Linked DNA regions of Homo sapiens: region 1 is linked to region 2. The links are chromatin loops, found by intact Hi-C in ENCODE. Cell type or tissue: K562. All regions are shown on one strand. Each heading gives the region's core, and the rest is flanking DNA. Links, peaks and the distances in the headings are about the cores only.

Region 1 (10,669 bases), core at 1,068-9,067, 160 kb before region 2:
AACACATAGATAATGTGAAAAATATAATCAACCAAATTGACCTAATTGATATGTATAGAATACTGCATTCAACACTTCACTCCACATAGTTTTTCAATTGTACACAGAACATCTACCAAGGCAGACCATATTGTAATCCATATGTCTCAATAAATTTAAAAGTATTCAATCGACACAAAATGTTTTCTCTGATCACAATGGAATCAAATTAGAAGTCAATAACGAAACATTTCTAGAAAATTCCCCAACTGTGTAGGAATTAAACAAGAATAGGAAAAAAAGAGACTAAAGATGAATAAAACATAAAAATAAAAAAAGTATTTTGAAATACATGAAATTGAGAACAAAACATATTGAAATTTGTGGAATTCAAGTAAAGTAGTACCTAAAAGGAAATTCATAGAACTAAATGCCTTAAATTAGAAAAATAAAGGTATCAAGACAGTTACCTGAGCTTAAGAAGCTAGAAAAAAAGAGAAAATTAAAAGCAAAATATGAAGAAAGGAAATAAGGATACTCAAAGTTTAAATTAATGAAATAGAACACAAAAAATAATGGATAAAAAGATAAAACTACATTGATAAACATTTAGCCCAACTGATCAGGAAAAAAAGAGAAGAGCCAAAATACCAATATTAAGCATGAGAGAGGTGACATCACTACAATCCACAGATAAGGAATTAAGAAAATATTATCTACAACTTTATGCCTATAAATTCAACAGCTTAGATAAAATATATGAATTCCTCAAAAGACACAAATTGCCTAATATCTCATAAAAAGAAATAGATACAGTTAAGTTGAATAGCCCTATATCTATTAAAGCAATTAAATTTTTAATTAAAAAACCCCTCACAAAGAAAACTCCAGGCCCAGGTGACTTCACTAATGAATTCTTATGAGCATTTTAAAAAGAAACATTATCAATTCTACCCAAACTCTTCCAGAAAATTGAAGGCCAGGAAATATTTCCCAACTCATTCTGTAAAACCAGCATTATCCTGCTAGAAGAACGAAAGACATTACAAGAAAACAAAATTATCTGTCAGTATTCCTCTGAGACATACATGTAAACACTCTTAAAATTGAGCAAACTTAATCCAACGATATATAAAAAAGGTAATACACCATGACCCAGCGAGGATTGTCTCCAGAATGCAAAATTGGTTTAACCTCTTTAAATCTGTCAAAATAATTCCCTTTATTAGCAAACTGTAAGGAATAAATATCTGTGCCCACCCCCTCCCCCACCATATTCAAACCTGAAAGTTTGCCTAAGGACAGTGTTACAAAGTGACTATCCATTTTTGTGAATTTTGAATATTTGAAATTTACTCTAAGAATATTTCGTACATACTGACAACCACAATCTCCCATATGATTAACTTTGGTTTCTGTTCAAACTACACCTTATCCAACTAACTAAGTCACAGCAACCTACCTAATTATTCTCTCAGATTTAATTAGAATTACTTTGCCTTAAATTGACATGACTCTATAATTATGCCTGAAGAACAGAGAAATTAAAAAAGACTATTTTCATATCTCAATAATCAAGAATCAATCCAACTCTGATGGTACATGCAATGGTTTCTGAAAATAAGGAAAGAATTTCTAAAATTTTTATGCCAATATAACTTCAAGTTTCCCCAAATTATACTAAATGCACCAAAAAAAACCCCACTTTCTTTGGATATTAGTTTGACAAATAGTTCATAGTGAAAGCACAACTTAAGAAAAATATCCGAATACTTGTACTCCTAAGAATTTTTGTCCTTCTAAGATAATATAATTAAAGTTGTTCATATTTTTATTGTTTTAAAGGGTAGCCATGGCTCTGATGATCACTGAAATCTGAATGTTCCTGACAAAGTAATCACAATACAATCATTTGCCCAGGTGAAATATGTCACAATCATCTAAATACTAGTAAATAAATGACAAGCAAAGCCAAGAGAATAGAAACTTTGTTCCTAGAATCTTGGGTGGTCTTCATTCTTTTTCCCTAATTGACTTAACCCAGTGTGATGGTTAATACTGCGTGTGAACCTGATTGGATTGAAAGATGCAAGGTATTGATCCTGGGTGTGTCTGTGAGGGTGTTGCCAAGGGAGATTAACATTTGAGTCAGTGGACTTGGAGGGGCAGACCACCCTTAATATGGGTATGCACCATCTAATCAGATGCCAGCATGGCTCGAATATAAAGCAGGCAGAAAAATGTGAAAAGATTAGACTGGCTTAGCCTCCGAGCCTACATCTTTCTCCCATGCTGGATTCTTCCTGCCATCAAACTCCAAGTTCTTCAGCTTTGGGACTCGGGCTGGCTTCCTTGCTCCTCAACTTGCAAACGGCCTATTGTGGGACCTTGTGATCATGTGAGTTAATACTCATTACTAAACTCCCCTTTATATTTATATCTATCCTATTATCTCTGTCTTTCTAGAGAGCCCTGACTAATACAACCAGTATTGACCAAAAAGTCTCCATACTTCTCATCCCCCAGCTTCTTTGCTGATTGTGGCCTGATTATTCATAGTAGAAGACGGCAGCCCCAAATCTTTTAGAAGTCCACTTATTACAGGAGTGGTGGGAGATGGCAGAATGGAAGAGAGCTGATAATGCCATTTTCCCATCATTTCTTTTCTCTTATTCTGCATCACTATCTTAAGACCTCTAGGTAAAACATCCTCAGAGAGCTCTTGCAACTTCTAGAAGAGTTTAAGTGACTCTCTGTCTTCAGGTTAGGCAAGCAGCTTTGACATTCCTCCAGCAAACTTTTTGAGAAGCTACTCTTTACCAGAATACAAAGTGCCTATACTTCAGAAGTTCATATAAGGCTATAAAGAGAAATGATCAGCACTAGACTAAATTTTATCTTTATATTAAAATTCCTCTTCCCTTTTCTCTCTCACATATATACATGTTCATTTGTTTCTTTTGGGGGAGAGGGGAATAGATAAGGAACTTCATGCTCTCCCTGTAAATAGGATTTATTGCTTTCAATGCAAAGGAGCCACTCTAAGGTATTTGTGGGAAGTTGCTATTGGCAGTTTCTGTTGCATACAAATTAGAAGAATGAGAACTTTCTTAAAGCTTCAGCATTTTCACGAATCTAACCACAGTAACAACATGGAAAAAATACCAAGTTAAACACAAATAAAGATGAAAATTCCTGAATTATGGATTCCTGAGACAGGTGATAATATAGATTCACCTGCTGTAGCAGGTTTATAAGGGCTCATGAGAGCCAAGTACTAAATTTTCAGAAATTGTGAAAGCCAGCAGTTAAATCTCTGATATCTTGAAATCAGCCAGAGGACATATTTACATGGAAATCAGCAAATGCTACAAATCAGGCTGTTTTTATTTACCTATTTTTGGTGAGGTGATTGTTAAACACTTACCAGCACACCTGGATGGAGGATGAGACTAGAACAGTCAAGGCCCAACCCTGCCAGGTAATGAGTACAAGAGATCCTTCCTTTCAGCCCCAAGTTAACTTCAAGCTACAGTTTTGCAAATCTGTAACATTTACTAAATCTCTTAGTTACCAAAAAGATTGGTAACCTGACATGTTAAATTTCAAAAAAAAGGAACGATCATAAAATGACAAAATATATTATATAAGAAGAACTCTAGCAGTTAGGTTGTAAATATGATTCAAGCTTTTACTTCAAATTTCTGAAATCCTCTTCCAAAAGTCATATTCCCTAGAACTATCCAAATCACCAGTCCTCAGTTCTGACTTCCAAATTTAGACAAAGTCTAAGTTCTGCAGGTGCTGTTTATTGAGTGTTTTGGCTGCAGATTCATCATCTGTAAATATTTCAAGAGATTCTGAAAGCACAGTATGCTTCAAAACAACCACCTGGACAAAACAGAACCTTTGCAGAGCCTAAAAGCAATTAGGGGATAAATATAAAAGAAACAAAACATTCTCCCTCTTTTTAATTGGAAATCTATATTAAGGATTGGGAATATACTTAGGTAGATTAAGAACATGCAGTGAAATTGAATTGATAAGATTGGGTAGCCCAATTAAAATTGTGATTCTATGAAATTTTCTTAATCAGTTTTAGGATTCACAATGTTTAAACTGCCAAATTTGGAACATTTACATTTAACAATTTAATGAAATAATCAGGAACATGAGCCATATCTTTATAGTATTTTCAAAATTAAATGTGGAGCATACAGATGTTTCGAAAATAAAAATAAAAGCCTATCTATATTATAAAGAGTCAGTCTTTTTCCCCAAAAAGAGGCAATGCCTTTGTTTGAGGTTAAGATTCAAGAAATAACAAATAATGGTGGTCAGCTTGACAATAGAAACTCACAATACTAAAAATAAACATGCCTCAAGTTTTCAAATAATAGAGAATACAATCATAATGAAAGATAAATTTTCCTTAAATGGCAATGCAACCTGATGCAGAGCAATTAATTTTGTGCCTAGAGATCCTTTATTTCTCTTCTGTTTGCAGTAGAAGCAGAGATTACACTAAACCACATATTTCAATGTGCTATTATTGGATGAATCTGTTTCATCCAAGGAGAGATCAAAGACGGATTAAATTTTTAACCATAACATCCTAAGGAAAAACATAATTTAAAACTTGAAAGAAGAAAGTTTAAATCTTCACTTGGGAATTTCCTCCCTCTATACAGAGAAGTGATTGACAAAGCAGTTGTATACATCTACTTAAACACATTATGCAAAAATTTACTATTATAGAAATAATAATTTAGGTGTATAAATCGTTAAAATATAGTGGTTTTTTCAATTTTATGAAAAGTTAGTATTACTCTATGTCAAGAAGGGTACATATTAAACAGATTAATAGGGATGTCAGCCAAATGATGGGATAGAATGTCCTCTGCTTGTATCCCCATCCCCCTACAATAACAAGAATTTGACAGCCATCTGTAGACAAAGTGCTATTGTGAGCCTTGGTTGGAGACTGAGAACCCTGGTGGAGCCCAAGACCTAAGAAGGCTGTCTTGAGAACAGGCTTGCACTCAGATGGCAGTGTCACTAACCATAATGCAGGCTACAGATGTGAAAAACAGCCTCATCTCCTTATGTATCAGATACAACTTCATTTGCCTTGGTTCTGCCACTAGAACCATCTGCCAAGGGACCTGAGAGGGGTCACACCCACATGAGTCTCAAATGATAGGCCCATGATCCCAGCAGCAGACCATGAAATTGCCTTGTAACTTGGCTCCAGCTCCTCTTAGCTGTGGTCTGCAAGCAGTTGTGCCTTCCTTGGGACCCACCAGTAGTCAGGCTGGTCTGTGACTTGCCAACCTCAGTCCCATACAGACCCTGAAAGAGCCCTATAACTCATCTCCAGTCCCTCTCAGCTGCAGCCTAAAAGCAGGTCTACTCAGTGAGGGACCTTCTAGAAGTCATACCCAGTCATGCCCTGGGAGACAGGCTTGCCAACCTTGGTCCCACAGTAGATCCTGAAACGAATTGGTAACTCGGCTCCAGCCCCTCTCAACTGTAGTCTGAGAGCATTCATGCCCACTCAAGAACATGCTTGAACTCACACTCATCTGTGTTCCAATAAACAGGCTTGCCAACCTTGGTCCCACAACCAATCCTGAAACAGCCCTGTAACTTGGCTCTAGCCTCATTCAGCTTTGGTCCAGTGGCAATTGTGTTTGCCCAAGAAACCACCAGGAGGCACACTCATCTCTGCCTCTGGAGACAGGACTGCAGATCTCAGTCTCAGCTCTGGATCCTGAAGCAGCCCTGTAACTTAATTGACCCCTCTCAGCCTTGATCCGGAGCCAGTACTGTCTCTTCAAGTACCTACCCAGTGACCCAGTAGAAACTCCCCTAGACTCAGAGGGAAACATACCCTTCTACATACCTAGTAACAGGCTCACCATCAGCCAAATCAACTGTGGACCCTGAAACAGAGCCTGGTCTCAGCACCACCCCTACTGACCAAGAACCTGGAGGCAGCTCAGTCTGCCCAAGGACCAGACAGGACCCACACCTGCTGGAGCCCCTGGTAACAGGCCTATCAAACATGGACCCAGTGCAGAACCAGCAGTAGCCATGTGACTCGATTCCAACCCCACTCAATCAACTGTGATCCCAGAGACAATCCCAACAGCCTAGACATTTAACAGAAAAAGATCTTTACCTGCCAAAACCAGTCTGTAAAGACTGAAAAATATGTTTGCTACTTCAGATACATAGACACCAACACGAGGCTTCATGAATGACAAAGAATCAGACAAACATACACCACCAAAGGAAACAAATAAAGTTCCAACCCCAAAGAAATTGAGATCTATAAATTGCCTGACAAGCAATTTAAAATAATGATCTTAAAGTAGCTCGATGAGATGCAAGAGAACACATGTAATTAAACAATACCAGGAAAACAATGCATGAAAAAATAAAAATTTTAATAAAGAAATAGAAACCATAAATAAGAACCAAACAGAAATCCTAGTGCTGAAGTATACAATAAGATAACTAAAAAAATACAATAAAGAACTTCAAGAGCAAACTCAATTATGCAGAAAAAAGAACAGTGAAATCAAAGTCAGATCATTAAAAATTAGTTGATTAGAGAAACAAAACAAAAAAAGAATAAAAATTAGTAAAGAAATCATAAGGGACAAATTGGGACATCATCAAACAAACAAATATACTAATTATGGGAATTTCAATAGAAAGAGACAGAAAACGGAGCAGAAAACTTATTTAAAGAAATAATGGCTTAGAACTTCTGAAATCTCAGGAGCGATAAGAACATTCTGATTAACGAAACTCAAAAGATCTCAAGTAAGATCAACCCACAGAAAAATACACCAAAACACATAATTAGATTGTCAAAAGTCAAAGACAAAGTGAGACTCTTGAAGGTAGTAAGAGAAAAGACACTCATCATATACAAGAAACTCACCATAAGGATGTCAGGAGACTTCTCAGCAAAAACCTTGTGGGCCAGGAAGGAATGAGATGATATATTCAAAGTTCTGAAAGAGAATAAAAATCCAACCAGAATACTACCAGCAAAAGTGTTCATCAGAAATGAAAGAGAGATAAAGACATTCCCAAACAAACAAAAGCTAAGAGAGTTCATCACCACTAGATATGCCTTACAAGAAATGCTGAAGAGATGTCTTCACATAACATGGAAAGATGCTAAGAAACTGTATTAGTCAGGGTTCTCTTAGAGGACAGAACTAATAGCAGACATTTATATATATGAGACATTTACATATATATAAATACATATATAAAGGGGAGTTTATTAAGTACTAATTTACATGATCACAAAGTCCCACAATAGGCCATCTGCAAGCTGAGGAGCAAAGAGAGCCAGTCCGAGTCCCAAAACTGAAGAACTTGGAGTCTGGTGTTCAAGGGTAGGAAGCATCAGCACAGGAGAAAGATGTAGACTGGGAGCCTAGGCCCACCTCTCCTTTTCATGTTTTTCTGCCTGCTTTATATTTCCCGGCAGCTGATTAGATTGTGTCCACTAGATTAAGGGTGAGTCTGCCTTCCCCAGCCCACTGACTCAAATGTTAATCTCTTTTGGCAACACCCTCACAGACACACCCAGGATCAATATTTTGTATCCTTCAATCCAATCAAGTTGACACTCAGTATTAACCATCATAGTAACAACATAAAAACGATAAACACATGAAAAGATAAAACTCACTGGTAAAAGTAAACATATAGTCAAGTCCAGAATACTCTAATACTCTAATGCTAGTGTGTATATCACTTGTTAACTCTAGATTAAAAGTTAGGGGACAAAAGTATTAAAAATAACTATAGCTACTATCATTTGTTAATGGATATTCAGTATAAAAATATTTAAGCCTGGCATGGTAGCTCACGCCTATAATCCCAGCATTTTGGGAGGCCAAGGCGGGTGGATCACCTGAGGTCAGGAGATCAAGACCAGCCTGGCTAACATGGTAAAACCCCATTTCTACTGAAAATACAAAAAATTAGCTGGGCATGGTGGTGTGTGCCTGTAATCCCACCTACTTGGGACGCTGAGGCAGGAGAATCGCTTGAACCCAGGAGGCAGAGGTTGCAGTGAGCCAAGATCGCACCATTGCACTCCAGCTTGGGCAACAAGAGCAAAATTCCGTCTCAAAAATATATATATATATATATATATATATATATATATATATATATATATATATATATATTTAAAGTGTGATATCAATCATATAAAATGTGAAGAAGGCAGAAGTAAGAGTATTGAGTCTTTTAATGCAATTGTAGTTACATTCTCATCAGCTTAAAACACAATGCTATAACTATAATATGTTTTATGTAAACTTCATGGTAACCGTAAGAAAAAGCCATGCCGGGTGCAGTGGCTCATGCCTGTAATCCCAGTACTTTGGGAGGCCAAGACAAGCATATTGTTTGAGCCCAGAAGTTCAAGACCTGCCTGGGAAACATGGTGAAACCCCATCTCTACTAAAATTACAAAAATTATCCAGGTGTGGTGGTGCGCCCCTGTAGTTCCAGCTACTTGGGAGACTGGTGCTGGAGACTTGCTTGAACCTGGGAGGCAGAGGTTGCAGTGAGCCACGATCACACCACTGCACTCCAGCCTGGTTGACATAGCAAGACCCTGTCTCGAAAGAAGGAAGGAAGGAAGGAAGGAAGGAAGGAAGGAAGGAAGGAAGGAAGGAAGGAAGGAAGGGAGAAAGAAAGAGCCACTAGTAGACACACCAAAGATAAACAGAAAGGAATCCAAGCATACCACTATAAAAAATCAACAACTCACAAGGAAAGATACCAACAGATATGAAAAGGAATAAAAAATCTAAAAAATAGTCAGAAAACAATTAACAAAATGGAAATAGTAAGACCTTACTTATCAATAATTACTTTAAATGTAAATGTATTAAATTCCCCAATCAAAAAACACACAGTGGTTGAATAAACTTAAAAATAAAATTCAACTATATACTGCCTACAAAAGGGTCACTTTAGCCTTAAAGATACAAACAGGCTAAAAATAAAGGGATGGAAAAGGATATTCCATGGAAATGGAAACCAAAAGAAAGCAGGTATGGCTATACTTATATCAAACAAAATAGACTTTCAGTCAAAATCTGTCATGACAAAGAGGTCAATATATAATGATATAGGGGCCAATTCATCAAGGGAATATGCCAATTATGAATAGTTCCACCCAACATTAGAGCAAATAAATACAAAAAGCAAATATTAACAGAACTGAAGAGAGAAACAGAAGCAACATAATAATAGTAGAAGACTTCAGTACTCCACTTTCAAAAATGAATAAATCAACCACACAGAAAACCTTTAAGGAAATAGCAGACTTGAATAGCACTGCAGACCAAATGCAGAACATTCCACCCAGCAACAGCAGAGTACACACTTTTCTTAACTGCACGCAGAATGCTCTCCAGGGTAGATCATATGTTGGGCCACAAAACAAGTCTTAACAAACTTAAGAAAGTGTAATCATATCAAGTATCTTTTCCAACCACAATGATATGAAACTAGAAATTAATAACAGGAATAATTTTGAAAATGTGTAAATTATGTGTAATTAACTGATATGGTATGGCTGTGTCCCCACCCAAATCTCATCTTGAATTGTAGTTTCCATAATCCCCACATGTCGTAGGAGGGACCCAGTGGGAGGTAATTGAATCATTGGGCCGGTTACCCTCATGCTGTTCTCATGATAGTGAGTGAGTTCTCACGAGATCTGATGGTATTATAAGGGGGTTTTCCCCCGTTTGCTCGGCACTTCTCGTTCCTGCCATCATGTGAAGAAGGATGAGTTTGCTTCCCCTTCCACCATGATTATAAGATTCCTGAGGCCTCCTCACCCATGTGGAATTATGAGTCAATCAAACCTCTTTTCTTTATAAATTACCCTAGTCTCGAGCAGTTCTTTATAGCAACATGAGAAATGACTAATACATTAACACACTACTGAACAATCAGTGGGCCAAAGAAGAAATCAAAAAGTATTTTGAGACAAAAATGAAAACACAACATACTCAAACTTATGGGGTGCAGCAAAAGCAGTTCAAAGGGGGAAGTTTATGGTGATAAGTGTATACATTAAGAGAAAAAAGAATGATTTCAAATAAACAACTTTATTTTACATCTTAAAGAACCAGAAAAAAAAAGCCCAAAGTTGGCAAAGGGGAGGAAATAATAAAGATTAGAACAGAAGTAAATGAAATAGAGACTAGAATGACAATACAAAAGATCAGCCAAACAAAGGGCCACGGTTTTTTAAAAAAAGAAAAACAAAATTGCCAAATTTTTATCTACACTAACCAAGAAGAAAAGAGAAAGGCTTGAATAAATGAAATTATAAAGGAAAGAGGAGACATTACAACTAATACCGCAGAAATACAAAAGATTATAAGAGACTACTATGAACAATTCTATGCCAACAAATTGGACCACCTGGAAAAAAATGGGCAAATTTCTAGATACATACAACCTACCGAGACTGAATCATGAAAAAAATAGAAAATCTGAGTAGACCAATGAGTAAGCAGATTGAATTAGTAATCAAAAACCTCCCAATAAAGAAAAGTACAGGACCAGATGGATTCACAGATGAATTCCACCAAGCATTTAAAGAACCAAGACTAATCCTTCTCAA
Region 2 (10,669 bases), core at 1,761-9,760:
TTTGGGCCACAGCCCCCCTCGGTCCCCACGCGGCCCTCAGGTCCACACAGACCCGCCCGCTGCTGATTTTCTGTCGCTGCAATAGGATCGGGCCAGGGAGAGGACAGGCTTGAGGACTTTCACGGGAAAAAAAAAAAAATCCTGGGTGGGTCACCACACTGCCCCTCCCGTCACCGCAGTCCCGAGCTCCCAGCCGCGGGTGTGCGCGAGGCCGCGCGAATCTCACCTTCTCCCGGCCGGGCGGTACCAGGCGGCGGCGGCGCGCGGCGCGGAGGCGGGGCTCCCTGCGCCCGGCGGCTCCGAGCCATCGAAGTCTGGCAGCGGGTTTCCGTCCTCGCCGTACGCCTCTTCCTCTGGCCTGCGGGGTGGCCGGGGACAGAAGGTGTGGTCAGTGCAAGTTCCTCCCCAGCTCGGCGAGGATCCAAAGTAAGGGGCTCGCGCGGATTTTCACAGGTGATAAAAGTCCTCCGCTGAGAATTGTCTCTTCTCCCAGGACTGGGGGTGGGAGCAGAGGTAAGGAGGAGGCAACGACACCCAACCACTCCTACCCCGCCGGGCGGCCCGCCCACCCCCCCTTCGCGGGTAAAGGGTCGTCCTGCGGGCCACGGCCTCAACAAGCGCTGGGAAACCGAGGCGTCTCCGCCGATCGCGCACACCTGTCTACGGAAAAGGACCGCCCCCCTCCCCGCCTGGCTCCCGAGCCTCCCCAAAGCAGCAACGGGCGGGGACGAGAAAGGCCCTGGGAGACCGGGCGCTGACCCACGCGAAGACCCGAATGGGGAGGCCCAGAAAGCAAAGGAGAGGATGCGTGGGGCGTGCGGGGGCCAACTCCTCAGCCACCCCCACCCCAGCCTCCGAGCCCAGGGGAGCCCTTCTCCGAGCAGATGTAGGTCACGGAGAACCTCGGTTTCTATTTTGGGCAGGCGAGGATCTGGCAGGAACATGAATAATAAATGCCCCTAAACTTAGCCAGTTCGGCGGCGGCTCAGACTGTGGCGCGTCCGCACCCTCCGGTGCTTCTCGCACGGAGAAAGTGCCAGGCACACGGGAACTTGAAAATAGCTGAGGGTGAAACCAGGGTGTTTTAAGGCCACTAAACGAATAGTTCGCGCTGATCTGTTATCGATGGCGGTGCCCCATCTCAACCCCAGAGCACGAGGAGGGGGACCGAGATCCAGCGAGTGCCTGGCGACTTCGCAGTCGCCCTCTACAGCCTCCGTTCTTGACACAGGACGGGTAGAGATGGGTTAAAACAAATCCCTCTCGCTTTGGACCCCTGGAGAGACTTGGCGTGCAGCCAGCGCTAGTAGCACTCTCTGGGCGGGGTTGGAGTCGTACTTCGCTGCTTCACTCGCCTTTTCTCCATCCTTGGAGAGGCCCGGGCAAGGCAAGCGCATCATTCCGCACGCCTCGCACCCAGCCTTTGCTCGGCGATGCGCCTCAGCCCTGGCCCGGGTACCCCGAACCCTGGGGTCTTTCTGGATATTGCCCTGCCTCGAGCCCAGATGCTGGAATCCTAATACAGAACCCAGAACCCATCTCTCCGTCCAAATCAATGATCAGCGGCCCCCCAGAGCTAATGTTCCTGGGCGGGGCTCGGAGAAGGCAGCTTCGCAGGCAGAACGCGCGCTCCTCGCTGCCCCAGGCGCCGCTGGTACGAACCCTCCCCTACCCAGGGCTCATCCACAGCCTGGCACATCGGTCCGCGACTCTGGGGCTGCCTCCGGGAACCTGGGCCGCGCCTGCCGGTTAGAAACCCGGGGTTAAGAAAAAAGCCAAGGTTCCTCCATCCCGGGCCAGGCAGGGCTGCTCTCCCGGTCCTGCCTGCCTGCTGGCTTTCCCTTCCTCCTCCTTTGCGCCTGTTTTTCCCCCTCCTTCGCAGTCTCGTCCTTGTTCTTCCCTCTCTTAAGTCGCTTTTCCTCAATCACACCGGGCCAACACCCTCCCCACCGCACGCCCCCCAAGACAGCCTGGGATTCAAAATGCAGTTGGAACACGGATCACTTGAAAGAAAGCTCTTCAGGGGAAAGAATTGGAATGAAATGAAAAGAAAGGGTGGAGGAGAGAGAGAGACCCCACCCGGATAGTCCAGAACAAGCAGTAACAAAGCAAAGTCCGAGGGAGCTTCACGCTCAACCCCCGGCCAGGCTCCAGAGCTGAAGTTCTCCTAACTCGTCCCAAGAATAGGTAAAAGAAACCAAGCTAGGGGCCGTGCCCTGCCCCCATCCTGTGGGCCGGGTTGGGGGAGGGGGGGTTCTCCAGCGGCCAGAAGCTCACTGGCTCTACCCGGGACCCTGAGCTGCCTAGGGCTGGGGGAGGCGTCCGAGCAGTCGCGGAGCCTGCCAGACCCTCGGCTAGAATGGGGACCCGCTGTCCAGCCGAGGCTGGCGGAGGCGCACCGGGGGCGCAGAGGGCGATGCTAGTAGTCTGGACCCAAAGGACTGCAGGAAGGAGACCGTGAGGAAGCGTCTGTGCCTGGGAAGCCCCAGCTCCTGCTTGGGCCAGGCAGCCAGCACCTACCTGATCCCGGGGAACCGGAGTCCGGCGGCGGCAGGTGAGCTGTAGACGCTGCTGTGCATGATTATCCCATAGACCAGCAGGGCCAGCCTCGCTCCGCTACACATGGTCATTCTGCGCAGGATGGGAAAGAGGACACACAGCTGTGAGAACGCCCCTGGCCTCCCACCCTCCAACCCCAAAAAGCTCTGGAAGCCGGGGGAGGGACGGAGCGAAGCCCCGGCTCCCTGAGTTGAACAGCACTTGGCGACAGCCGGTGCGCGCCCTGCCACTTCTTGCTTGCTATAGTTAGAAAAAAATATATATATATGCATCTACCCGGCGCCCAATAACTAGCCAGACCCGGCTGAAGGAAAGCTAACTCCCCTGACGCGATGCCAAGCGAAAGAATCAGCAGTCGAGTGAGCCGGTCGCTTTGGTAAGATTTTCCCTCCCTTACCCTTCAACTCCTCCCGCTGCCAGGAGAGCTGCCAGGTAGGACGGCGGGCAAAGCGCTTCTTCAAGTTCCTGCGCTGGAGTCACCACCCGAGAGGCATCGCCGTCTGGCGTTGGTGTCTGAGCAGAAGCCGCAGGAACCAGCGGGAGCAGCAGGAGGAGCTGCGGGACTCGTTTGCCGAGGCTCGTGTTCTGCTCAAAAGTTTGTAGACGCGCAGAACCAGGAGGGAGCGTGACACGGAGAGAAGGGGGCGCAGAGAGAGAGGCAGAAGAAAGAAAGAGGGGGCGATGAGGTGAAGCGCGGAGGAGCAAGGTGGCCGTAAGTCCACCCGGAGGAAGAAGCAGGCGATTAAGGGAAAGAGGGAAAGTCAGAAAAGAAGGGGAGGAAGGCAAGGGAGAGGGCGGGCGGCTAGCCCGCCTTTGTAGGAGCCGCGGGCCAGGCAGCCGCGAGGGTCGGCGGCGCCTTCTCTGCTCCGAGGTCTCTCCGGCTGCCTCTGAAGCTGCGGCTTCTGCTGCTGCTACCGCTGGTTACAGAGGTGACCGGCCTTCTGCTCCTATTTATCTGTGCAGTTCGCAAAAATCTATCCGAACATGGTTTTTGGAGAGCCCTCTTTGTCAACATCTGCCTGCCTGTTGCCTTTAAGTACAGAATATTTTGTTGCACTGTTGCGCTCCGATTTTTATTCATGAAATGACTTCCTTTTTTTTTTTCTCAGTCACGTAATGATCGGGTATCAGAAAAAGACGTCAGCATCCTAGTCCCTCAAGGAACATATTAACTATTCTGTGCTGTCCTCTTGGATGATAAGATCCGGAGTCATCGACTTCTCATAAACACCTTTCACTCATACAATCCAATTTTTAAGAAGTCCAATTGTTTTGATGGTTTTCAATTTCACCCGTTTCTCAAGGACAGGTAAAGAATTTTTAGAATTTTGAGGATGACAAAAGTTATGTTTTTAACTATATAATTACGATTTCTCTTTACTTTTTCATCAAGCCTCACCAATCAGAGCTCTGGTCTCTGGAATTAAGCATCATCAAGCTCTCCTATTAATAAATTTAATTTAGATCTCCTAATTTCTTGCGTATGTTCTTTCAGATAGACCATTAAATGTGGAAGTCGTTTTGTTTTTAAAGGGAAGTCTTGGAGGATTTTCAGTAAATCTCTCCTGAGTCTGGCTGCCGTTGACAGTAGGGCTATGAGTAGATTGATGAGAGCTCATGCTGCCTCCGGAGCGCGGCCTGCGGAGCTGTCCAGACTCCGGGTGCTGAAGTGTAGGGTAACAGATGCTACAAACGTTGAAAATTGCCACCGGTTTAATTTTTCACCAGAGCCTCTAAATTTGAAGATTTGGCAGTAGTGCTATTAACGTGGCGATTCATCGCCTAAATCACCCCCACCGTTCAGATACATCCTTTCCCTCTTGTAGCGTCCATAAATGCCCTAATGCTGAGAATGCTCCCCATCCCTGCCTGGATTTGAGGAAAAAGCATTCTGTCCCCCGTTAGTCCTGGCTTTTGGATTTCTAGACCGGCTGTTTGGCTACTTTCACACCTTCTGTGGCTCTTACAGATTTTAAAAATTGATGTTGTGAAATTGTGTTTTCCACAAGAAGTGAAATTTTAAGAATTTGGGGGCGAGAAATATGTTTTTCCACTTTGTTTACAACTTCAGCTCTGTTTGGGAGACACAGACAGACTGGGAAAGCATGAGGGTTCCCAGTACAAGTTCACCTGATGAAGGTTTCTAACAGGAATCCCTCTGCTGGAAACAGTTAATTTTTTTAACTGAAAATGATGTGGGAAGAGGAAAGCAATAAGGGAAGACCATATCCACCCAGAGGCTTCCAATTTCCTGGGTAATTGAAGAAGGTTCATATATTTCTACTCCAGTAAGAGAACTCAGGTCTATTTCTTTAAAAAAAAAAAAAAGAAGAAGAAGAAAGAAAGAAAGAAAATAGAGCCATCAATAACCATTAGAGTGCATTTTAATTATTTGGATCTTACACAAAAATTAGGGGAAATTCCAGTTTAGTGGGAGGGTTTCCTGTTACTACGATTTGGATCTCACATTTAAATAAGCTATATTAGTTCTGCATGCTTTTTCCAAGATATTATATTTCTCCTTCTAAATGCTGTTCCTGCTCTTATTTGAGATTTAATACTTCCTCCTTCTTAAAAAAAAAAACTAAGTTTTGTTTATTCCTGGCCATGAATGACCGAAAACTGTCTGCTTCCTCTTAGTTTATTCCTGGCCGTGCTTCAGATTGTCTGCCTTCAATAAAGCTTCAAACCACATCTACATGGGAATATGTCTCTTTTTCTCTGATACATATGCTCACTGATTTATGTTGGACTGTTTACATGCGTGTTTTCCATGTTCAGCTCTGCCTCTGCAGCAAGCTCGCACACAAAGAGCCTGCGGTGAACACTACCAGATAATCAAGCAGAGATGTCTTTCTTACTAAAGCGCCCAAAGCTATTCCCCACTGTGGCTTTCCTGTCTTCCGCCTTGCTTCACGTCAAAGGTGAACCCCATTAAAATCCTTACTCTTTCCTCCCACACGAATTCTGAGTTGAGTTCAATCTGGAGAAATATTTGAAAATTTCCAAGACTCCTTGTACAATTCACTACTCAACTTTAGTAAAGGGAGCCACCATGTGGGGAGTTTGCTGACTTCACGGCCCATTAAAGGGGGAAAACCACAAACACGATTAACTATCTGGGGAGGACGACTAACTGCTGGCTCCAAGGGCCAACAGAGGCTGAACTGTGCCTCTGACTTACCAAGGCTGCGACCCCGTGCTCTTCTCAGCTTAGATACTCTCAGCTCAGAACTCGGGGCTCAGCACCCAAAAATTACAGGCCTTCAGACCTGAACCCATTCACGAGAGTGAAAGACTAAACAGAGAACTTGAGATTCTTGGTCACTGAACTCCAGAAAATCAAGCTTCCTAGACCCACCAATTGCTCAACACAATCTAAAGACCCACACAGCCCTGCCCACAGCAGCCTGGGGGAATCAAACTCCTACAGGATCACCCACAGATCTTTTGTTGCTCATGGCCATTGTCTAGCTGGGCATGTTTGACATCTCTCTGCAGGAGAGCTTTCCTATTCATGAAAATCTGGCCTTGGCCCTGGGCCAAGGGAAAAGGCCAATAGATAGGAGGAACTAGAAGCTGCTAGATGAGAGTATAGGCCCCTTCTGCTTTCTATTGGGTAGAGGGAATATGGGATGACTGAAGTCTCAAAGACCAAAACTACCCCCAAATGCCCCTTTGATTCTAATCTTGGAAGGCTCCAGTCAAGCATTAACAGAGCATCCTGGAGGCCTTTGTGTCTGGGACTTTGAGGGAGCTGCAAGGAAGAGGGAACTTGTCAGCCCAAAGCCCCAGGCTAGAGAGACCAGGAGCCCCGGCATGCACTGAGGAGGCATGCGGCAGTGGCCAGGTGGGATACCGTGGCCCAGTCCAACAGACATACTAATTGCAAGTGCAGACCCCAGCCTGGCTTCAAGTGCAGATAGGAGCTGGAGGGTGAATCCTAGGAAGCCTCAACTAAAGCACTTTTATGAGAAGAGAGAGAGATAAAGGGAGGAGGAGCTAGAGGAGAATTGGGGAAGAGCAAGACCAGGGTAGGAGAGCCTTCCACTTTAATTGTTCTTACCCAGTTTCCCTCACAAAGGGTATTTAGGTGACTGGGGTTAAGAGCTCAAGAGAAACTTTCCAACCTCCTATATATAATTGAAAATGATGAAAGAGGGGGTTGGGGGAGAGGAGGAAGAAGAGACCAAAGAGTTAGAACGTTCTATTTACAGATAACACAAAGGAATTTCAAGTCTTCTTTCCAACACCCCTACTCCCTTCCCTCAGTGCTCACCAGAATACTTCCCAGGCCAGAAAAGTAGATTTCCCAGGCTGGCAGTTTCTTTCCAGGCTGTGAGATTGTTACATTAACTGGAATCATGTTTGGCTAGAAAAGTTAGAAGAACAATGGAAATCTTTCAGTGGGAGGTCTAACCAGCATCCTCCCTGAGGCACAGCAACTGAAAGTGACTTGAGCTAAGCCCTGACCTGCCCGGAAGACGCTGTTTATATATATTTGTTGGAAATGATTTAATAATACTCTGAACTTCAAGTCCCTAATGTATCAACTTTTATCCTGTTGGTCCTTCAGATGTGAAAACAAGTTTGGGTAAGAAATGATAAATAATAGCTAAAAGTCAAACTAACCCTTCCCCGAATTGTTTTTCCTGGTGGCTAACACATCCGCCTTTGTTGAAGGGTCAATCCTTGAACCTTGAATTAACATTCAATTTAAAGAACTCTAGCCTTTGAGGAAGTGGGTTTTTGTATTCAAACAGGAGGAATATGTCTAGTATATATACTGGGAGTTTGAATTGCAGATGGCTTCACAACATTAGCAAATACTATAGTGTTTGTACTGTTGTGTCTGTGCCAGGTTCCTGCCTTTGGACCATCACCACTTGGGAAATTGGCTTTCCCTCTCTTGCATGGGAATCTTCAGCATCTTTTAAACACTGCTCCCCTCCATCCCCATATTGCAAATCAGTGGTGAGCTAAAAGTATTTTTGCCTTTAAGCAGCCCAGTGAAGTGCGGCTTCTGGTCACTTAGATAAGATTTCCACTACTTTCTTTTTGGCTCAGTCACCCATAGTACCCAGGGTTTCTCCATGACATTCTCTTTCCTTAGGTACATATCTCTACACCATTACCTTTTACTACCACTATCTCTATATCCTACAACATTTGATTTTCTTAACCATATAAAAGGACATGTTTGTTCAAGGCATCCTCACACATTCCTAGTATAAATAATCTAAATCAAGATTGGAAAAGTTGTGCATTCTTTTTTTTTTTTTTTTTTGAGATGAAGTCTCGCTCTGTCCCCCAGGCTGGAGTGCAGTGGCACAATCTCGGCTCACTGCCACCTCCGCCTCCCAGGTTCAAGTGATTCTCCTGTCTCAGCCTCCCAAGCAGCTGGGACTACAGGCACCCACCACCACACCCTGCTAATTTTTGTATTTTTAGTACAGACAGAGTTTCACCGTGTTCGCCAGGCTGGTCTCGAACTCCTGACCTTGTGATCCACCTGCCTCAGCCTTTCAAAGTAATGGGATTACAGGCGTGAGCCACCGTGCCTGGCACATTCTATTCTTTTTTAGCCAGTACTTAGCATAAGAACCAGGCTATAATAAGCTTTTTCAGTAAACAAGCCTGATGCAAAACATCATCCTCTCCTGTGAGTGACAAAAGTGAATTATAACACTGTATTACATTTCACTTAAACTTTTCTCTACCGACTTTTCCAGAAAATGCAATGACTAATGACTCACTTCATACCGATTACACCTGTAGGGAAACCCAAATGTTCTGAACCAGAACATCATGACCATCACTTACTGGACTGCATGCATCATGCCTTTCAGAACTCACTGTGAAGTAAGAAGCTGATGAGCTTACCTATAATGTGTCATGACTTCTCTGACCTTCAAAATGTAGTGCTTCTCACACACTGAAAACAACTAGGAAAGGAAGCCTTCCAAACCACATGAGTAAAGCTTCTCTCTAATCTAAGAACAGAATTGCATATTCACAGAGCCAAGAAATTTTGCTTGTTGTTTTGAGATATAAAGCAGACATCTGAGAAACAAAAACCAGGATCTAACCTTTGCTACAGGTTTGGATGATTCCAAATATCTCACATATATGGCTCTACTAAGGCCTTATTCTCTGAACATGAGTTTACTGGGTACCAAAAATGTATATCCCAGACTTCACTGTGTAGCATCTTCCAAATTCCAGAGCACCTCCTCTAAAAAGCCAAGGAGAAGAAAGTCTTCTCTCTACTTAGTCTAAATCCTCTGCTGACATAAGGCTTAAATGCAGAAGGAAAAGCTTGGACAGGATCCAGGAAAACCAATATCCTAAATAAGCTTTTGAGACCACTTCAGAAAATGTTGGAAGGGGAATCTATATGCAAAATAAAACAAGGTTTTTGTGTGTAAAATCAAAAGAAGGTCTTCCTCTGTGAGCCCCTAGCATCCCTCTGCCCTTTGGGCTCAGGCTTGGCATTATCTACCTGTGAATATAGGTTTACATGTAATAATTTTGGAGCCTTTGTTTTTATTATCATTATTACTAGCACTGTATGGTAATCACGGCTTTGCAGTTTTTGTTTGTTTGTTTGTTTAGTTTTGTTTTTACTGAGTCTTCCTCGGTCACCCAGGCTGGAGTGCAGTAGTGCATTCATAGCTCACAGCAACCTCAAACTCTTGGGCTTAAGTGAGACTCCTGCCTCACCCTCTTGAATACCTGGGACTACAGGCACATGCCACCACCATGCCTGGCTAATTTTATTTATTATTATTGTTATTATTATTACTTTGCAGAGACAAGGTCTCCCTGTGTTGCCCAGGCTGGTCACAAACTCCTGGACTCAAGCCTCCCAAAGTGCAGGGGTTGCAAGGATGAGCCAGTGTGCCCAACCTGAAAATACTTTTTAAATAATCCTTTGTCTCTACCCAAATATACACAGGCATAAATTTTTAAAAACTATCATCTGCTTGGAATACTATTACATTTGTCATAAATGTACTGGTTGAAATTTTTAGTGATTATTTGTTTAAATTATTTTAAATCCTTCCTTCCAAAGGGACTGTATGGTTTTGTTATTCACCAGTGAATAACAGCAACAGCAACAACTGTTTAATGAACACTTCCTGGGCTAAGTGCTTGACTACTTATTTCCTTTCCCTCACAACAAACTTCTTTGTAGGCACTGTTATTACCTCCATTTTACAGACAAGAAATCGGGACTAAAAGAGCTCAGGTACCTTATCCAAAGTTACACAGCTGCTACATTGTAATGCTGAACTTCAGATTCAAGTCTCAATGACTCCAGACAGTCTTAATGACTATAATATGTTATACTGGCATATTTATTTTCTCTAGGAATTTTTTTTTTTTTTTTTTGAGATGGAGTCTCACTCCATCACCAGGCTGGGAGGCAGTGGTGCGATCTTGGCTCACTGCAACCTCCGCTTCCCGGGTTTAAGCAATTCTCCTGCCTCAGCCTCCCGAGTAGCTGGGACTACAGGCATGGGCCACAATGCCCAGCTATTTTTTGTATTTTTAGTAGAGATGGGGTTTCACCATGTTGGCCAGGATGGTCTCGATCTCGTGACCTCGTGATCCGCCCACCTCAGCCTCCCAAAGTGCTGAGATTACAGGCGTGAGCCACCCCGCCCGGCCACTAGGATTGTTATAAATACAGATTGCTAATTTAATATTAGCTTTAATCTGTTACTCAACTGAGAATAAAATCAGTTTCTTATTAATTTTTCAATTAAAAAGCATGTTTAATGTAATAGGGATCAAAGCTATTAACACAGTTGAAACTGGATAAGTTAGACTACAAACATATCACATACTCATGGGTTTTGCTTTATAGACTAAGTATGCTTCTAAAAATATGTGCATCAACAGTGTACCATGAATTCTTATTTACATATACCAGGTTGTTGAAAAAGTAAAAACTATTGCCACCCTAAGTCATTAATTAAAATGATTTTATTAACAAGCCTGCACATACCCCTGAATCTCTAAAAATTAAAAAAATTAAAAATTAAAAAAAAGAACGCAGGAGAAGTTTGTTATGTGCTTAAAAGAAACTCCTTGGCCGGGCGCG

What was found. Peaks named below come from ENCODE experiments on the same cell type or tissue, not always from the same donor. Only the 100,000 strongest peaks of a DNase experiment are listed, where the experiment ranks them.
Region 1: a loop joins it to region 2, with 6 times the contacts of the local background. A loop is called at or near these places in 2 of 110 quality-filtered maps.

What each region holds. Positions count from the first base shown.
Region 1 is chr18:1,057,801-1,068,469 of GRCh38, reverse strand. LOC107985165 (a long non-coding RNA gene) reads right to left here. Exons shown (of 3, transcript XR_001753317.1): 3 at 6,934-7,007. Among named protein-coding and RNA genes, the nearest start is that of LINC01904, 140 kb to the right of the region's middle. In K562, for the core only: a CTCF peak has its summit at 5,692 (motif pointing right); a DNase peak (open chromatin) is centred at 5,689; H3K27me3 peaks cover 577 bases.
Region 2 is chr18:897,348-908,016 of GRCh38, reverse strand. It overlaps ADCYAP1 (adenylate cyclase activating polypeptide 1), which reads right to left and starts at 3,146. Exons shown (of 5, transcript NM_001099733.2): 1 at 2,957-3,146; 2 at 2,521-2,631; 3 at 227-358. The coding sequence starts at 2,630. It overlaps LOC124904340 (a long non-coding RNA gene), which reads left to right and starts at 1,365. Exons shown (of 2, transcript XR_007066435.1): 1 at 1,365-2,935; 2 at 3,669-5,253. RefSeq lists an enhancer at 1-301 and a silencer at 7,523-7,723. In K562, for the core only: a CTCF peak has its summit at 5,612; DNase peaks (open chromatin) are centred at 4,186 and 5,626; H3K27me3 peaks cover 2,973 bases.